Linked DNA regions of Mus musculus: region 1 is linked to region 2. A link is a loop called in an ENCODE intact Hi-C map of the cell type or tissue named here. Cell type or tissue: heart. All regions are shown on one strand. Links, peaks and the distances in the headings refer to the core of each region. The heading gives the core; the rest is flanking DNA.

Region 1 (9,809 bases), core at 2,516-7,515, 61 kb before region 2:
GAGGACTAGTGATGTCATTATCAATGGACTACCAGGCTGGAGGACAATTATGAGACCTGATCTATATTCCTGGAAGTGTCTGCCAGGCATAAAAAGAAGTCAGGAGGCAGCCAGTTAGACAACCCTGGGAGTTGGCAGTAAGCTTTGACATGAAGCTGGGATTCTAGGAGTCATTTGAGATGGTATTTATAGCCACGAGGCTGGTGGTGGAGACTCCCAGCCCCCGTACTGCCCTCAGCTGTCTGATTAGTGATTAGGTAATTACCATTGTTCTGGTCCTTCCAGCATCAGGCACAGGGAGGGCCTGGCGCTCTGTGCAGATCCACAGGAACTGAAGAGAGCTGCCCCTCTAGTTCTCTAACTTTCCCAACTCATCAGGACTCAGCCGCTGTGCAGGAGACCTGGGAGTCAGAACCACTGAGGTTAGTGGCCTCGATGAGCCCTCAGGAGAACCTTGCCCTCAGTGGGAGAAGGAAACCAAAGTTACCTCAGCTCCTCTCTCCAGCAATGGAAGATCTCCCAGAATCCTGACCGGCAAGCACTGTTCCCCTCACACAGCATTGCCATTAAAAGGAGGCTGTGAAGTTGGTTGTTTGCTCTGCAGGAATTGTGCTCTCAAGCTGAGTCCAGACAAGGCCTCTGCTTTCCTCCCCTTACCCTGAACAGCAGCATTTTGGAACACAGGCCTGAGTCACACAGGGCATGCACAGGGCCAGATGCCTCTGTAGTGACTCTGTTGTATTCAAGGGACCTGAGAGGATAGAAGGGGACGTTGGCTTCGCTAGCACAACTCTTAGCTCATGTCAGAGGTATGGGGCCTATTAGGAGCTCACATTTCTCAGTGTTCAGTGTGACTTTGCTGTGACACTGGAAGCTTAAGTTTCAGAATGTCCAAGCAGTCTCCATCTAAAGTCCCACACCTTGACTTTTTAATTGAGTATGTGCCTTTGCATGCATGTGTTTGCATGTGTGAGCACACATGCATGTGTTTTCATGTGTGAGCACATATGTGGTGGTCAGCTTAAAAGAAAGGCAGAGAATAATTGAAGACGCCTTCCTTCCATTGATCACTTTTATCACTGAGCCCAGCACTTTTATTTTTTAAGACAGGGTCTCAGGCTGGAGAGATGGCTCAGAGGTTAAGAGCACTGACTGCTCTTCCAAAGGTCCTGAGTTCAAATCCCAGCAACCACATGGTGTCTCAACCATCTGTAATGGGATCCCATCCCCTCTTCTGGTGTGTCTAAAGACAGCTAAAATGTACTTAAATATAATAAATAAATCTTTGAGAGAGAGACAGAGATAGAGACTCACATTGAACCTAAAGCTTATTAATTGAGTCTGCTAAACTGGCTGGCTAGCAAGCCCCAGATATCCTCCCAGACTGCCAGCACTAGAATTACCGAGTGTGCCTCCATCGAGTGTGGTCTGTCTTCTGATTGGGAAGGGCTGGGAGGCAGGAGAATGTTGATGACTGAGGGTCTGCTTTGACATTTCAAAAGCACACACCATCCGCAGTGAGATCTCTCCCTGCCTTGTGAATCAGATGGAAGCTCTTCCACCCGTTAGTTATTTAATTCATGTATTCACTTCATATCCTGATCGACACACACACACACCGTGCCCTCTTCACACAGTCCCTTCCCTTCCCTTCTCCTCTGGGAGGGTGGAGGTCCCCTGGGTGTCCTCCCACCTTGGCACATCAAGTCTTTGTAGGGCTAGGCGCATCTTCTCTCTCTGAGGCCAGACAAGGCAGCCCAACGGTTAGGGGAACAGGATCCGCAAACAGGCAGTAGCTTTAGGGACAGCCCCCACTCCAGCTGTTTGGAACCCAGATGAAGACTGCACTGCACATCTGTTACATATGTGTGGAGGACCTAGATCTAGTGTATGTTCTTTGGCTGGTGGTCCAATTTCTAAGAGGTCCCAGTGGTCCAGGTTAGTTAACTATGTTGGTCTCCCTCTTCTTGGCTTTTTTTTTTTTTTGGTTTTGGTTTTTGTTTTTTTGAGACAGGGATTCTCTGTATAGCCCTGGCTGTCCTGGAACTCACTCTGTAGACCAGGCTGGCCTCGAACTCAGAAATCCGCCTGCCTCTGTCTCCCGAGTGCTGATCCCTCTTCTTGTTAAACTCTTATTTTTGGGCCTTCAATCCTTCCCCCAACTCTTCCTTAAGACTCTCCAAGCTCCGAAAGTCTCTGCGTCTGTTTCAGTGAGCTGCTAGGTAGAGCCTCTCAGAGGACAGCTATGCTAGGCTGTCTGTAAGCATAACAGAGTATCGTTAATAGTGTCAGGGATTAGTGCTTGCCTGTGGGATGGGCTCAACTTGTGCCAGTCATTGGCCATTCCCTCAGTCTCTGCTCCATCTGTGTCCCGGGGCATCTTGTAAATAGGTTTTTTTTTTTTTTGGGGGGGGGTTGGTCTCCTTATCACCTCCACTAGGGGTACTGCCTGGCTACAGGAGGTGACCTCAAGTTCCATATCTTCTCATTTTTAGTTTGTTTGTTTTTTTGATTTTTTCGAGACAGGGTTTCTCTGTAGAGCCCTGGATGTCCTGGAACTCACTTTGTAGACCAGGCTGGCCTCGAACTCAGAAATCCACCTGCCTCTGCCTCCCGAGTGCTGGGATTAAAGGCGTGCGCCACCACACCCGGCTTCTCATTGTTAGGAGTCTCAGCTAAAGTCATCCCCATAGCTCCTGGAAGCTACCCCTATCCCAGGTCTCTGTCATCTCTCTCTGTTTTTTTTTTTTTTTTTTTTTTTTTTTTGAGACAGGGTTTCTCTGTGTATATCTCTTAGCTATTGCTCCAGTACCAGGACTGCCTGCCTGCTCCCATGCTACCCACCATAGCAGTCTTAGACTTACTCCCTGGAACTGAAAACGTCAATAAACTCTTTTGTAAGTTGCTTTGATCATGGTGCCTCTTTAGAGCAATAGAAAAATAACTGGGAAACACAGCTTTTATTAAGTTTTTATTTTATTTTTATTTGTTTTTTCAAGACATGGTTTCTCTGTGTAGTCCTGGCTGTCCTGGAGCTCACTCTGTAGACCAGGCTGGCCTTGACTCAGAAATCCACTTGCCTCTGCCTCCCAAGTACTGGGATTAAAGGCGTGCACCTACATGCCCGGCCCTTGTCATTATTTTTAAGGTTTAAAAAAAAAATGCATTGTCAAACCAAAAAAAAAAAAAGCCGAAGCCGGGCGCGTGGTAGTGCATGCCTTTAATCCCAGCATTTGGGAGGCAGAGGCAGGCGGATTTCTGAGTCAAGGCCAGCCTGGTCTACAGAGTGAGCTCCAGGACAGCCAGGGCTACACAGAAAAAACATGTCGGGGGGGGGGGCGGGGGGGGGGAAGCATTGTCGGCCTTGAAGTGGTGATATATCTCTGTTGTGTGTGTTCAAGGACTCAAACTCAGGTTGCCTGGCTTGCTTGGTTGGGGAATAAACACCCTTTACCACATTTTCAAGCCATCTCAAGCCCTTCCCTTCCCCTTCCTTCCATTTTTTTTTCTTCATTTGCTCAGGCTGGCCTTGAATTCTGATCTCCCTCCCTTTTCCAACTCCCAAAATTTGGGATTGCAGTCATGCACTTTTTTTGTTGGTGGTGGTGTCTTTGTTTTTTTCCAGGCTGGGTTTCTCAGTGTAACAGAACCCTGGCTGTCGTGGAACTCATTTTGTAGTCCAGGCTGGCCTCCAACTCACACAGATCTACCTAACCCCCAGCCCCCATCCCAGTGCGGGATTAAAGGTCCACTCCATCATGCCTGGCTTAATCATGCACTTTGTATACATGCCTTTTGTAATTAAAAAAAAAAAAAAAAAAAAAAAACAACCAAAAAACCTAACCTTTGTATTTTCTTTTTGTCAAACAGAAGGTTGGAGGCTCATGGGTAGAGGGCTTGTGTAGCACAGACAAGACCTTTGTTTCTATCTCCAGTCACCCAAAAAGTACTCTTGCCACATTTGGCTCACACCTGTAATTTCAGCACTCTGCCTCTTCCCTCTCCCTCTCTCTTGAGACAGGGTCTCACTATATAGTTCTGGTATGGATAGCTCTGGCTGTCCTGGACCTCACTATGTAGATCAGGCTAGCTTAAGAGATACACCTGCCTCTGCTTCCTGCGTGCTGTATGCCACCACCGCTCATTTCCTCCGATCTTAAGTGAGGCAGGAGAAAGAACTAGGTAGGCATAAGTGAACAGATAAGGGGTAACCGGATGGAGAGGGTATGCATTGGTGCTACTGGCACAGACATGGCACCGCACAGCCCACGTTCCTTATACAAATCCTGTCCAGACCCCTGATCATCAGTCTCTGTCGTTCCATAAGCTACACGCTAAGCCTGCAACCCAAGTAGCATTTCTGCTGGCAGGCCATGGTGACCAAAGCTTGCAGCTGAGTTCAGAGAGTAAGGGCCAAGCAGCCGGTCCGCCAGGACACTGCCGGAAAAGCGGAGGCCTGTCGTGGCCCGCAGCATTTTGGGAACATTCAACGCAGGCCCGTCATAGCCCGCAATATTTTGGGTACATTCCGGGCCTAATAGTCAGGATGCGAGGAAGCGCGGGCCAACAGTCTCAGACTCAGGGAAAACAGCTTGTAACGCTGTAGTTAAAGCCTAGGCGACACCGGGCCAGATGCTCGACTCCCCACGAACCACCAGCCAGCCGAGCACCCCCTTACAGGGCAGCGGCATAAACCAATCAGCGCCAGGAATGGCCAAATTTTTTTTTTTCCCCACCCATCCACCCAATTGAATGTTTCCTCTGAAAGGCGGTTCCGTCTAGGAGTCCTTCAGCCCAATGAGAGTTGTGGAAATTTCCAGAAAGAACAGGACCAATGGGTGCGGCCAGGCCAGCTACAATTGACGGACTAACCAACCAATCCGTGTCGTCAAGACCCGCTCCTCCCTCAGTTAGCCTAGCCCTGAAATAGGCGGGACTTGCCGCGGAGTGTCCAATCCGGAGGTGCAGAGGAGGCAGGGCTGAAGAGAAGACCCGTAAAAAACCAATGAAAGAGAAGTCACGATGATTGACTGAACTTTAAGCCTATAAAAGGGGCGAGCAGAGCCTCCTGGACGTGTTCAACCAGTGAGCAGGCGAGGAAGGGGCGGTAACCTGGGGGTCCCGGCAGCTTCTAGTAGGTTCCAGAAGGCGGCGCGTGCGGTTGGGAACGCGGAGCGGACGAATTCGATTCAACGGGGTTCCGGGCCAGGCTATGGAGCAGGTGAAGGGGGAGGGGCGGCCGGGGCCCCGGGGCAGCGCAGGCCTGTTGGCGGGGAGAAGCGAGTGGTTGGGGGGCCGGGTCGGGCGGCCGAGGCGCGGGCGTGAGAGCCGCGGTCGGGCGTGTGAGGGGAGAATGGCGAGCGCCCGTCGCCCCCGCGACCCGCCGAGTGGAGCGGGAACAGGCCTGGCCGCGGCCGGGCCCCGAAGCTTCTGGGGGCCGGGCCTCCTCAGCGCGGAGAGGCCCCTGTCGGCCGCTGCGAACTTGGAGGGATCCGGTGACCGATCACCCCAGCAGCCTTCGGGGTACACGGCATCTGTGTGCGCCCGGGAAAAGGACCCGCGCGACTGCAGAGAAGGCGGGCGCGGACAGTGTCACCAGGGCTCCCTGAGGCATACATATGTCGCCCCTCCCCCCACTTTTCGTAGTGACTGTGGGGTGACTGAGTATCCGACCCTTGGAAATTCCGTTCCCGATTACACAGGATTTAGTGGTTTTAGACAGTTGTGAGCCGATAGTGAGGAGCTAGAAGTCCCTGTCTCTACCGCTCAGCATCTGATCTGGGGCACAGAGGGAAACCTGCCGTCCTTACCTTGGTGATTTAGCTCAGGCTACAGTGGCCTGCATCTGAGGCCTGGAGAGGTTTTGTTACCTTGGAAGCTGTCATTGAACCGTTGTGATTCATCCAAACACACACATACAAAAAGAGCACAGCTTACTACTACTTTTACTGTGATGTATAAAGTAAAACCTTTTGTTCTGGAATAGTCACTGTGAGGGACCGTGGGGCCTCTCACCTTGTTAATAAGACTAAATGGAGAGGTTAATCAACTTTCTGTACCCTTGGAGTAATTAAACTGTAACTGCAGTACGGACAAGAGAGACGCTTTTTTGGTATGAGTAACACCTTGCTCTGTTACAACAAAAAGAGGTTGTTTTTCATTATCATTCATTCATTCATTGTGTGGCACTAGGGATCAAACACAGGGCCTGAATTTAGAGCTATGGTCTACCCCGTCCATCCTCCCCACCCTCCTCAGTGGGGAAAAATCCTGCCAGCCATTATACAAGTGTGCAAGTGTTCCTGTGGACTGCAAACTTACAGTAAGATGACAAATTTGAGCGTTGGGCTTAGAGATGGCTCAGTTGGTTCAGCGTTTGATGTCTAAGGATGAAGGCCTGGGTTCCGATTGCCTTTACCCACTAAATCGGTGAGGGGAGGGGAGACCCGAGCATCTCAGGCCTGTCTGTGAGCTCCAGATTCATTGAGATTCTGTCTCAGAGTAAGGTGGAGAGTGTTGGAGGAAGACCCTGACTTCCAATGTCTGCCCCATGCACTAGCATATACACAAATGCGTTTGAATATTGGAAATTGTACATTTGAGCCAGGTGGTGGTGGCATAAGTAAGCCTTTAATCCCAGCACTTGGGAGGCAGAGGCAGGTGGATTTCTGAGTTTGAGGAGAGCCTGGTCTACAGAGAGTTCCAGGACAGCTAGGGTTATACAGAGAAACCCTGTCTGGAAAATTGTACATTTGAAGAGTAGAATTCCAGGTAACTCCTACAGTGACACATAGTTTATATTTTAAGATTTAATTTTGCTAGGCATGATGGTGCACTCAATGAGGCAGAGGCAGGCTGATCTCTGAGTAAGTAAGTGGACCACCAGAGTTGTATAGTGAGACCCTGTCTTAAAAAATCCCAAAACATTATTTCTAATGCCCGGTGTGGTGGCACAGATCTTCAATCCCAACACTTGGAAGGCAGAGGCAGACAGATAGACAGCTTTGTCTATATAGTGGAGTTACAGGTCAGCTATAGCTACATAAAGAGATCCTAACTGCAAACAAAGACGAGGGGTTTTTTTTTGTTTGTTTGTTTGTTTTCAAGACAGGGTTTCTCTGTGTAGCCCTGGCTATCCTGGAAATAACTCTGTAGGCCACACTGGCCTTGAACTCAGAACTCTACCTGCCTCTGCCACCACTGCCCAGCTCAAAGATGAATATTTGTGTACTGTGTACTCTTTTTCTCCCTTGACCTTCCTGTAAAGGAATGTCATATTGGCAGTTTCCTGTCTGTTCCTTTATCTCTCCTGCATGTCATCCTCCTTTGCTGAGAATAGGGTCCGCTGCCTCTTCCTAAGTGTTGAGATTGCAGAGAAAAGCCAGCTTACATGTGCATTGGGACCTCTGTTCTGTGAAAGTTTCTAATTGGTGTACCTTGGGATTCTAAACGCATTTGCAAGAAGTACATTCTATGTCAGTCTTCTGAATCATGAGTAGATGATCATTCCATAATAGGTGCTGTAATAATTTCACTACAGCAATCTCCTTCTTCCACCTCATAAATCCTGAAATAATAGGTATATGCCACTGTGCTTGGTGCTGGGGTCCAACCTGGTGCTTGGGCTATCAAGTGAGCTACATGCCCATCCCAATAACATAAGTAACATCCTACTCATGTTCACTCTATTCTTGGCTTTAAAAGGGAGCGGTGAGTCTGTGGTAGTTTTAATCCGAGCACTTGGGTGGCAGAAGCAGGCAGATCCCTGAGTTCAAGGACAGCCAGGGCTATGCAGAAACCCGTCTTGGAAAATCTGCGGTGGTGGTGGTGGTGCTGTGAAGCTGTTTTTCCATAGGTACCTTATGTCCGGTTGTTTGAGTTGTTTGTTGTTTTTTCCTTTGGAGATTTGAGTTTTTATGTAGCCCTAGGTATCCTGGAACTCAGATTGTGTGCCTCTGCCTCCCAAGGCATAGGCTACTACTGCTCTGCAGTGTGACGTTCTTGACCTTCTGTAGGTCAACAGAGCTAAGAAAAACCCTTTACACACACACACACACAGATAATGAAAAGAAAAGCAACTAGACCTCTAATCTCAGCTAGTGGGAGATCAGAACAGGAAGATCTCATCTCATGTTCAAGGCTAGCCTTCTAAATTCAACTGAGACCCTATCACAAAGTGTTAAAAAGGGGAGGGGGCAAAAGACTAGGGGTGTGGCTTTGACTATGGGAAAGGAAAGTCAGTACTCTTAGACAAAGTCTCTTTCACTTTTTTAAAAGATTTATTTATTTACTATATGTAAGTACACTGTAGCTGTCTTCAGACACACCAGAAGTGGGCATCAGATCTCATTACGGATGGTTGTGAGCCACCATGTGGTTGCTGGGATTTGAACTCAACCTTCAGACGAGCAGTCAGTTCTTTTAACCACTAAGCCATCTCTCCAGCCCAAGCCTCCTTTACTTTATGAAGCTTCTTGGAAATGGAGAGAATGGGATTAGATGATATTTGTCTTCATCCTCTTACCCACTTCCTGATAACATCATGAGTGGATGGGGACTAACATTGGTGGGGACTAACTCTACCCTTAAGGGTCAGCACAGTAAGTACTTTTTGGCTCTTGCTGATAATGGGAAATGGCAGTAGAGCCACAATGAGCATGGAAGAACAGGATCCTCTTATTCTGAAGCTTCTAGGACTTAAGGGCATGATGGGCGAATGCAGGTGTGCACATATGGCTGTTAGAGGTTAACTTGGTGGGGTTGGTTCTTTTTCATCCTTTGCTGTCCAGTATCTAACTTAGATTGTCAGGCCTGAGGGTTTTTTGTTTGTTTGTTTTTCTTCTTTGTTTTGTTTTAATATTTATTTACTATTTATTTTTATATGTAAGTACACTGTAGCTGTCTTCAGGCACACTAGGAGAGGGCGTCAGATGTCATTAAGGATGGTTTTAAGCCACCATGTGGTTGCTGGGATTTAAACTCAGGATCTTTGGAAGAGCAGTCAGTGCTCTTACCCGCTGAGCCATCTCTCCAGCCCCTTTTTTTTTTTTTTTTTTTTTAAATCACACTGAGACATTTAATTAGGGCCCTGTTTCTATATAACTTGGAACTCAGATTCCTTCAGCCTGAGCCTTCTGAGTACTGGGAGTGTAGGTGTGTGCCACCATGTGTCCGGTCAGTCATGTATCTGAGCATGCCTCTGCTTTGTTTTTGTTTTTCTCTCTGCTAGTTTCTAGAGGTGTAGAAGAACATGGATAGATTAGCATTTTTCTCTTATTGATCAGTAGCAGCCAACTAGCTGATACTTTGGAAGAATAAGTAAAATCTAACACCCTAGGGGAGAGAAATCAGTTCTGTAGGGTGAAGCTGTATTGATGCCTGCCTTTCCTCCTCAGGTGAATGAGCTAAAGGAGAAGGGCAATAAGGCCCTGAGTGCTGGGAACATTGATGATGCCTTACAGTGCTACTCTGAGGCAATTAAACTAGATCCCCAGAACCATGTGCTCTACAGCAATCGCTCTGCAGCCTACGCCAAGAAAGGAGACTACCAGAAGGCCTATGAGGACGGCTGCAAGACTGTTGACCTGAAGCCTGACTGGGGCAAGGTAAGCTGAAGAGTTCTGCTCTGTACAGTTTCCTAAGGATCTTGTCTGTAGTTCCTAATTAGTAGGTCCTCCTGTCCTGACTATAGGTTGCTCCTTTTGGCCGGCCAGCCTACCCTGGCACCCCTTGAAGGGAACACTTACTTCAAGTTTGTTGCCATCGATTGTAAAACAGGTTTTTTGTTTTGTTTTTGTTTTTCCGAGACA
Region 2 (9,809 bases), core at 2,786-7,785:
TTGTAATTCCAGCACTTAGGAGGCAGAGGCAGGAGGATATGATTTTGAGAACGATTGGGGCTGTGGAGCAAAGTGGTCTCAACAAACGATAAGAATAAAGAGGAGCTGGGGATGTAGCTCAGTGGGTAGAGCGCTTACCTAGCATCCAAAAAACTTTCTGTTTGATCTTCACCAAATGGGACAGGTAAGATAGCACTTAGAAGTTCAAGGGCACTCCTTGGTGACATGGTGAGTTTGGCTCACACGAGTACATAGAGGCTGGAGGTATGGCTTGGTGGTGAAGAGTATTTTCTGCTCTCGCAGAGGATCCAGGTTTATTTTCCGGCACCCACACAGTGGCGCATAACCACTCATAACTCTAGTTCCAGAATAGCTAATGCCTTCTGGCTTCTGCAGAGACCAGGCATACATGCAGTGCACATACATGCATCATGTATATACTTAATTTAAAAGATGTCACTGGTAATTAGATAAATAAGTGGGGGCTGGAGAAATGGCCTGGCTGGGAAAGTATCTACTATTCAAGCATGAAGACTGGGTAGGAGCGCGATGCATTGTAACCTATTATTGCAAGAGCAGGCAGGGACAAAAGGAACCCCAGAGTTTGTTGGCCAGCCATTGAAGCAGAATCAATTAGCTTCACATATAGTGAGTGACTCAGTCTCAAAAGATAAAAGGTGGCGCGGGATGGAGAGAGCTGGCTCACAGAGGTTGCTGGTCCTGGAGAACACACTTGGTTGAAGGCTGCAGTGCCAGTTGTGGTGACCAGACGCCCTCCTCCAGCCTCTTCAGGCCTATATACAATGTGCTTATACAGCCAGACATACACACACCTAAATAAAAATAGCAAAATACGTTTTTGTTTGGTTGGTTTTGTTTTTGAGACAGTGTCCCTCTACATGGCCCTGGCTGTCCTGGAACTCACTATGTAGACCAGCCTGGCCTTGAACTCACAGAGATCTGCTTGCCTTTGCCTCCTTATGCCTGGCATAAAAAGGATAAAGATGGAGAATGATTAAGCCACCAGTACCTAAAATGCACACACATTCACATGAGCACAGGCCAATCCCTTCACCACAACTTTTTTTTTTTAAAGATTTATTTATTATATGTAAGTACACTGTAGCTGTCTTCAGACACCCCAGAAGAGGGCATCAGATCTCATTATGGATGGTTGTGAGCCATCATGTGGTTGCTGGGATTTGAACTCTGGACCTTCGGAAGAGCAGTCAGTGCTCTTAACCGCTAAGCCATCTCTCCAGCCCCCTTCGCCACAATTTTTAAAAGAAGTTACTTATTTCATATGCAGGTAAAAACCACTGGCATTTTACCTGTATGTACATCTGTGTGAGGGGGCCAGATCCCTTGGAACTAGGTTATAGGCAGTTGTGAGCTGCCATGTGGGTGCTGGGAACTGAATCTGAGTCATCTGGGAGAGCAGCCAGTGCTCTTAACCACTGAGCCATCTCTCCAGCCCATGTAACAAAAATTTAAAAATAAAAATTAGTAATCTAAAAGAAGAGCTTGGGGTGAAGCTCCAGCCAGCACTGACACCCCTTTTCCACTCCCCAGGTGCCGGAAGCCGCGAAAGTGACAAGCTGCTTTCCAGACTCCACGGGCCCGGCTGCTTTTATGGCCCTGCTTCACAGGGAGAAGAGTGGAGCACAGGCGAACCTCCTCAGTCTGGGAGGTCACTGCCCCAGGACCTGGACCTTTTAGAGAGCTCTCTCGCCATCTTTTATCTCCCAGAGCTGCCATCTAACAATTGTCAAGGAACCTCATGTCTCACCTCAGGGGCCAGGGTACTCTCTCACTTAACCACCCTGGTCAAGTGAGCATCTTCTGGCTGGCTGTCTCCCCTCACTATGAAAACCCCAAACTTCTACCAATAACGGGATTTGGGTTCTGTTATGATAACTGTGACACACACACACACTCACACTCTGATAAAAGAGATGGAAGACACTATGGCTGCTTCTGTCATTGTTTGCTACTCTCCAGGCTGGCCAGCTTGGGCAGGAAAGCGCAACACAGCATCATTTCAGTTTTGCTTCCTATCTTACTGTGCCAGTGTGCCCAACCCCGACAGCAGTTCCCAGGTAAAGCCACAACCACAGATTGTTACAAAAAGTCCTTGCCTCCTGCTCACCACAAGGATTCTGACTACCCTGGCCAGAAATTAAGGAGACCTAGACCATAAGAACTGCTTCCCAGATTCACATGGCAAGAATAGATAATTGCCACCAAACGGAACCCTCTTGGCTCTCAACTAGTGTGAGGTTTTTTTTTTTGTTTTTGTTTTTAATATATATAATAATATATATATATAATAGGAGGTATCACCCACTTTCTCTGTTGAGTATACACTTGCAATATTGTTCCTTGTGGCTGCCCCTTTCATGCCTCAATCCTGCCTTCATATGACTGGAAAGCCTTTTTTTTTTCTTTCTTTTTTTCAAGACAGGGTTTCTCTGTATAGCCCTGGCTGTCCTGGAACTCACTCTGTAGACCAGGCTGGTCTGGATTTTGAACTCAGAAATCCACCTGCCTCTGCCTCCCAAGTGCTGGGATTAAAGGCATGCGCCACTAATGCCCGACTGGAAAGCCTTTTTAAAGAAACACACCCAGAGTCTTCTCCACCTACAATCCCTGGCATCCCAGGATTCATCAGCTGCTGTTTGAGATTCCTAACCTACTTGGTCCAGGCTCAGTGTCTACCCTTCTCCACTGTCCTGGGTAGTGTGGGAAGGCTAGCGAAGCACCAAGGCTTTGGCCTGCTACAGAACATTCAGGGACAGAAGTAACTGAAAGTAGCCGCCCTAATGAAGGGACTGACACTGAGGTCATGATCTTGGTGGTATCAAAGCAGGAGTAGGGTAAACTAAAGAATTCCTCAAGATGATGATCATCACATAATTACTTACCCATCCATGAGAGTCTCACATAGCCTGCATGACCTTAAACTTCCTGGCTTCATACATGTTTGGCAAATATTACTGATTTACTGCATCTTCAGCCCTGATGCTGCTTTTGAACTTTCTCTTTTAAGAAAATGTCTCCTGTATCCTAGGCTGACTCAGAATTCTTCATGTAGCTGGAATGTCCTTGAATTTCTGATCCCTCTATATCTACCTCTAGAGTGTTGACATTACAGTCATGGGACAGCACACCATTTTTTATCATGTTTAAATAACTTTCTCAGCAGTGATATTGGTGATCATGCTCTGGCTCAGTGAAGGTTAGGATTTGAGAGCTAAACATTCAGAACCCACTAAGCTTCATCAGATATGCAGTATGCTTCTCTTGGGGTCAACATCATGATTATCTTCCATTGGTATCTGAATAAATGGTCTTAGCAGGGCAAACGGCCTAAGACGGGTATGAAATCACTAGACTCCATAGCCTAACTCAGGTTTGGCTTCCTCTAAATTTCAGGATCTTTAGGTTAGAGAATGTGTCTCCTGGGCAGTGAATGATAGACCTGGCCCAGGAGACGTTTGTTCACCCACAGATGAGACTTGACACTGTAGACCACAAGATGAAAGGGGTCCGCATAGCTCAGGGCCATGTGGTATGGGTGTCATAGAGCGCACCACCAAAAGAACGAACTTAGTCAAGGTCACGCAGCCAGCCAAGAAATGAAAGAACTAAGATTCAAATCCGGGTTGTCGCTCCGAACCCCTAGCCTCTTCCCACAACAACTACCCAAAGGCGTGCCGGTCAGGAAGTCAGCACGGTGCCTGCTAGAACCCCTCCAGGCGCGTGCAGTCATACTTGCTTGACCATGTCACCTTGGCTGGAACTGCCTTCTGTCTCTCGGACACAACTTTTGCCAAACTAGACCCGGAATCTGAACCCCGGAAGTGACGTTGTCACGCAGTCACTCAGGAGGCAGGGCCAAATGAGAAGCCCCGCCCATAGATGCAGCAGCGGGTTTTGGACGGTCCAATGAGGGCGGGCAGCGTGTCCCGCCCTGTAGCGACGAAGACGCGCCTGCGCAGAAGTGACAGCACGAGCGGGATTGGCTCCGGGGGCGCGGCGAGGAGGTGAGCGGGGGGCCACAGCCCAGGCTGGGGGATCCGGGTGCAGGAGGGCAACCTGGGGCAGGCCGGCCTGAAGCGGGCCGGAGTCCGCGTGCCAGCCAGGGGCAGCAAACGAAGGAATTGGGGCTGGGGTCCGGCCTCTGGCAATGCCGCAGGGGGCGGGCTCTCACGCCGTACGGGGCGGAGCCCTGGGGCTCGGGGCGGGGCGCGGAACAGCGGTGGGAGGGACAACGGAGCCAGTGCGAGTTGAGGGCGGAACCCAGTGGCCCATAGCTGGAGTAGGAGGCGTGGGGGGCGGGGCTTGGGGTTTAGAGGAGGAGCTGGAGCAGGTGGAAAGTGGAGCCTTTGGCTCGGAGACAGAGGGCGTGAGATCCCAGTCGTTGGAGGTGGGACTTCAGTCAGTGAGTGGCGTGGCCCCTCTGCTGGAGACTAGGTCTAACATTGCGGAGGGTGGAGCTGCAGGTCAGGGGGCGGAGCTTCACGCCGTAAAGGGTGGGGCCAAGGAGCCTTGCGCAGAGCTAAGCTTGAGCTATGGCCGGGGGCGTCCACGCGGGGGCGGTCTCCGTGGTGGCCGCGCCTGGGGTCGCGGTAGACCGAGAACTCCCCCTGGAGAGGTGGTGTGGGTGGAGCGAGCTCGGCGCCCTGCTGACTCTGAGCCAGTTTGGGTTCCCCGGAGGCCCCCAAGAGCTCAGAGTTGGGGAGGTGCCCCTGGTGGAGGAGGCACGGGGCCGGACTGGGGGGTGCCCCCGGAGGACCGGGGCTCCTCAGAGCCACCTAGTGGAGATGTGTGGGTGCCTCGGGGCCGAACACCTGCAGCAGCCGCAGATGTGTGGGTGTGCTGGACAGGGGGCAGCTGGGTGTGGCGGGAGTGGGGTCGTCCAGTCGGGACAAATCCGGTGCAATCAGATAGGGTTTGGACTTTGCGTAAAGGGGCTAGCGGGAACTGAAGAACGGAGATGGGGACTGGGAGGGAGAGAAGGTCAGGTAGTGAGCAAAGGGAGGGGGCACTGGCTGCTGTGGCCTCCCCTGACCCCCTCCCCTCGCTGCTGGGGTCCTCGGTCAAGCCCCCTTCTCACTGGACTGGTAAGTGTGGCTACAGAGCCCAGGGGAGGGGGTGGTGACCCAGGACTGTGGGATTCCCCAGAAACAGGCAAGATATAATGGGGAGTTGGCGTCCTCCTGATACAGACTGAAGACGTCCCATGACTCCACCCCCCAGTTTTTTGGTTGGGGGTGGGGTGGCCTTTGCCTACAGAGACATGAGGCTGAGCTGGATCCTGACAATACTGTCCATTTGCCTGAGTGCCCTGGCAGCAGCCACGGGGGCCGAAGGCAAACGGAAGCTGCAGATTGGAGTGAAGAAACGTGTGGACCACTGTCCTATCAAGTCTAGAAAGGGAGATGTCTTACACATGCACTACACGGTAAGTGTCAGAGTGGAGCAGCCTCTGGGGCTTTGGCAGGTTTCAGGACCTGAAAGGACTTTGGCATCTGTTTTTTCTCAGCTAGGTAGATAACCTCAAACACATCTATCCCCCTTTGACCTCTAAGCTCCTTCCCACGATTCTATCTTGCTTTTCAGTTTACTCAGCTAGATATCAGCATCCAAATTAACACACATGAGCTACCCAAGGCATTGGCCCTGGGGCTGTGGTGGGGAGACTAGCTGGGTGGAAGGGTTGTGGACTTGTCACCTCTCCTTACTAGTTTTCCCATGGTCTCACAGGGAAAGCTAGAAGATGGGACGGAGTTTGACAGCAGCCTACCACAGAACCAGCCCTTTGTTTTCTCCCTTGGCACTGGCCAGGTTATCAAGGGCTGGGACCAGGGGCTGCTGGGGTAAGTCTGGTCTGGGGTACATGTTGTAGTGAGTGATCCAGCAAGCGAGCTGTGGGAGGAAGGCCCAGCTGTGGGACAGGGGTCTGGGCGCTTCATGTGCTAAGCATGTGTCATCCTGCAGGATGTGTGAAGGGGAAAAGCGGAAGTTGGTGATCCCATCCGAGCTGGGTAAGAGGCCCTTGGGGTTGGGAGGTAATGGGGAGAGGGCTTAGATGTGCCTAAGGATGAATTAAAGTTTCACTGGTCCCCACTCCATTTAGTCATGGCAGCATATACGCCACTTTCAAGTCTGGCTTGTGTTCAGCAGCCAGGATTGAGGAAAGCTCGCGCTAGCTGAGCTGGTGACAACTGCAGAGCAGTAGAGAGTGACAATTGTAGATCGCTCAGTGCCAGACTTTTGGTGTTCTCACCCTCTCCTGTCACCCCTGCAAACCCCCCCCCCCCCATCCTTTATGTGGGCTAGAAGGGAGCCTGGCCACAACTTAACTCTTTGTCTTTGTGCTTTTGACAGGGTATGGAGAGCGGGGAGCCCCCCCAAAGATCCCAGGTAATACCCTTACCACCCTCAGCCCGTCACTCTCCCAGCGTCCCAGGTCCCAGTCTGATGGCACTTCTCTCTCCAGGTGGAGCAACCCTGGTGTTTGAGGTGGAGCTGCTCAAGATTGAGAGACGCTCAGAACTGTAGCAGGCTGCAGAGGGCTAGGAGGCCCCCCCGTCAGGGACCAGAACTGTAGCAGGCTGCAGAGGGCTAGGAGGCCCCCATCAGGGACCAGACTGTTTAAAAACAAAAACAAACAAAAAAACCTTTAAAACCCCCAAGAGTGAGTCTGTATTTCTTTGTGGATCCTAAGGAACTTAGATTAGTACCTTAGCATCAGTGTTAGGGCAGGGCACTGGTGTAACGTGAATGGGTTGGTCCCCAAGTTGAACCCCCAGCATGGGGGAAGGGAAAATAAAACCAGCTTCAATCTCATATCATATCTTCCCTGATAATTGCAGAGCGTTGAGGTTTAGCCTCAACAGCCTAGAGACCTTACCCAGTGCGGATAAAAACTCTGAAGACTGTAGGTAGCAACACTGCTCCCCAGCTGCTTGGAATAGCAATCTGGGAGTCAGCCTGAGTTATCACCATGGCTACATGGGCTCCAAGAAGGCCCAGGATCACCTGGGGAGTAGACGAGCTGGTGACAATTGTAGAGCAGTGTGTCCCCCGTAAAAGACCAGCCAAGCCTGTTAGCTGCTCCAAAGGCTGTATCCTAGCTTTATTTTTAAAGGGCCTGCGCCGCAGAGTCAATATAAAAACACAAAAAGTCCCGTCAGTTTAATAACAATAAAAAACCCCAAAAGTGGAAAACTGAGGGCAAGGGAAATGACCCCTAGGCAGGGGCACGGGGATCCCTGCTCATGGCACCAGGCCTGGCTGCAGGGTCCCCCGGTATTGCTGTTGCTACGAGGTTGGGGGGCAGCGATTGTCCTGTGGGAGCCACGGCCGTCTGAGTCAGGACCCTCATTTCTTCTGGGGTGTGCTCAGCTTCTGCATGCCCCGGATCTTGTCCAGCAGGCCAGAGATGAAGGCCTAGATAGGAGGGGGCTGTTAGAGAGGCCAGGATCCCGATGATAAGCTGCACACATACACACCCACCCTAAGGGCAAGGAGAATAGCTTACCTCAGTGGGTTTGTAACAGTCAACTAACAGCTCCTGGCAAGGGAGAACACAGCACATAGTGACTTCTTGAGGACAGGGGCTCTCAGTTCACCTATACCCTCCCCAGGGACTGAGGCCACTTAGGAACATAGCTAAGTTAAGTTCCGTGAGCCTTATTTTTCCAGAGGCAGATGACCCAAACCAAAGAAGGTATGGCCCTAGGGCCAAGCCTCCCCAAGGGGCCGTGTCTCCAGACAACCCTCCACTAGGTGACCTCAGCTTACCTTGACCCTAGCAGCCCGGGTATCATCACTCTCCATGTCTAAAAGTTCATCCACATCTATCTCGAGCTCCGGGATCTCCTCCTCCTGGGGTAGAGGCGGGGAGAAGCACAGACAAGTGTCTCAGCCAGGAGAGGGTGTGGAGAGGGCTCCCTGCCTCACTCAAAACCAGCCCAGCCCTCCTTGCCCAGCAAAGACAGCTGCTCTGGGAAGGAAAACAGATCAGGTCTGTGCCAAGGCAAATTGCCCAATGAGGGGGAACTTCCTGTCCCTGCCAGTGGGCACCAGGGGCGCCAGACAGACAGGGCTGGGGACCTTGGGCTTTGAACCTAGCAGATGTGCCTTCTCAGCATCCGGGACCTCCGGCTCACCAGAGCACTGGTGGGCCAGCTGTCCTAGTTCATCACAGCCCTCCCCTCCCCCAAACACCTGTCACAGCTTCCTGGGGGGGGGGGGAGGAAGTGAGGGTGAGGGGTCAGTGTGAAAGACCCATGCTTGATAAAGGGGAAACAAAGAGCCCATGCTTTGAGGAGAAAGGGGTACACCCCCCTCCCCAAGGGTACAGCTATCACACTTGGAGCCAGCTGCATTCCAGGGCTGGGCTAGGGTAGGCATTAGAGGGCAGGCCCACTCCTCCACCCTACCCCTGGGGGCCTGAGTCACCATCTGAACAAGCAAGGAACATGGGGTGGAGAACCAGAGCTGGGAGAGCTGGTTAACCTGTCTCTGTAGACAGAATGGCAGGCTAGCCCACAACAACTCCTCAGATCCTTTGTAACACTTGAGACAGTTAAACTAGTACCTTTCAACTAGTGTCGATGCTAGCCCAGACTAGACTAGACCTTTCACTGTTAGCCCAAGCTAGACCCCTGCCTCCAGCAGGCTATCTAGTTCTTCTAGACTCGGCGAGGACACTATGCTTAACCTGAGGCAGTACCACGAAGGACGCAAGGTCCCGGGCAGCGGAGAAAGCTAGAGTGTCTTAGGTCAGGCAAGAAAGAGCGCACACTCACTGGGAGCGGCGAGTGCAAGACCGGTGGCTTGGCAGCAGAGCTCCCATTGACTCTGGAGACAGACCGACTTAGGGCCGATTTTAGGGTATCCGCGCGGGGTGGGGAGCACACCTGGCAGTCGTAGAGTCGCGTGAGCTGTTCTAAAATCCACTCCTCCAGGTTGAGGCGCTTCCGTAGCTCCTTGCGGTCGTACTTGACGGTGACCTTCCCTTGCCGTCTCACCGGGCCATCGTCATCAGCGCCCCCCGGGCCTTCGCCTGCGGCCCCAGGGGGACTCTGGAAGTAGACTCGGGGCCCTGTGCTGCCACTGCCCGGCCCGGGGGCCGGGGCAGCTAACGCCGCGCCCCCCGCGGGGCCGCTGTCCGCCATGGCGGCCGCCGGGGCCACGTGCGCGCTCGGGCCCCTCCCTGCGCCGCCGCCTCCCGGACGCCCGCCGGCTGGCTCCCGGCCGCTGGCTCCGGTTAGCTCGCGGGCTCCGTTCCGCGCAGCTCCGCGGCGAGGGCGGCGGCGGGGGCGCCCGGGGGCAGCTGCAGCATGCGGAGCCCCCGGGCTTGGCCTGGCCGCGCCCCGCCCCCTCCCCACCGATCCGCCCGCCCTTTGTCCCCCGCGGCCGCCGCCCGAGCCGCCGCCGCTGCCGCTTTCTCTGTCTTGCTCTCTTCCCCCGCCCCCCGACCACACCCCCTTAAAGGGCCAGCCCCGCTTCAGGCCCCCTCTCCCCAACCCCGCCTCCTGAAAGGGGATAGGGGAGGATCTACTTTGCCGGGTTTGGGGACTGTCTGTCCGGTTTCCTATAACTTAACCTCTGGCCTCAAACCTAGACTTCTAGGTGTCGGATGCCTGGATCTTCACGCCACTAGGACCATAGTCCTCTTCTGACCCTGTTTCATTCTGTCACTAAGGTAGAAACAGACAGTCTAGGCATGAGACGGTGTGGGCGCAGATGCGGTGAGGAACGTGCGGGACCCTTGGTCATCAAGGGGCGAGAGA

The links. Hi-C counts contacts between places; a loop is a spot of excess contacts. Peaks named below come from ENCODE experiments on the same cell type or tissue, not always from the same donor. Only the 100,000 strongest peaks of a DNase experiment are listed, where the experiment ranks them.
Region 1: it touches region 2 in a loop (3-fold over the local background); 6 of 42 quality-filtered maps call a loop at or near these places.

The regions. Positions count from the first base shown.
Region 1 is chr19:7,035,292-7,045,100 of GRCm38, reverse strand. It overlaps Stip1 (stress-induced phosphoprotein 1), which reads left to right and starts at 5,075. Exons shown (of 14, transcript NM_016737.2): 1 at 5,075-5,221; 2 at 9,396-9,605. The coding sequence starts at 5,213. In heart, for the core only: a CTCF peak has its summit at 5,148; a DNase peak (open chromatin) is centred at 4,950; H3K4me3 peaks cover 2,910 bases; H3K27ac peaks cover 2,392 bases.
Region 2 is chr19:6,974,631-6,984,439 of GRCm38, reverse strand. Ppp1r14b (protein phosphatase 1, regulatory inhibitor subunit 14B) reads right to left here and starts at 9,392. Exons shown (of 4, transcript NM_008889.2): 1 at 8,934-9,392; 2 at 7,813-7,896; 3 at 7,550-7,582; 4 at 7,116-7,458. The coding sequence starts at 9,191. The coding sequence ends at 7,390. Fkbp2 (FK506 binding protein 2) reads left to right here and starts at 3,976. Exons shown (of 6, transcript NM_001166368.2): 1 at 3,976-4,046; 2 at 5,299-5,467; 3 at 5,770-5,882; 4 at 6,004-6,050; 5 at 6,394-6,429; 6 at 6,506-6,703. The coding sequence starts at 5,303. The coding sequence ends at 6,567. LOC114841036 (Uncharacterized protein LOC114841036) reads left to right here and starts at 4,000. Exons shown (of 6, transcript NM_001370419.1): 1 at 4,000-5,126; 2 at 5,299-5,467; 3 at 5,770-5,882; 4 at 6,004-6,050; 5 at 6,394-6,429; 6 at 6,506-6,855. The coding sequence starts at 4,190. The coding sequence ends at 4,990. It overlaps Vegfb (vascular endothelial growth factor B), which reads left to right. Exons shown (of 7, transcript NM_001185164.1): 7 at 1,573-1,968. The coding sequence ends at 1,594. It also overlaps a transcript of Plcb3 not described here. In heart, for the core only: a CTCF peak has its summit at 4,690; DNase peaks (open chromatin) are centred at 3,949, 4,389, 6,229, 6,269 and 2 weaker places; H3K4me3 peaks cover 4,818 bases; H3K27ac peaks cover 3,993 bases.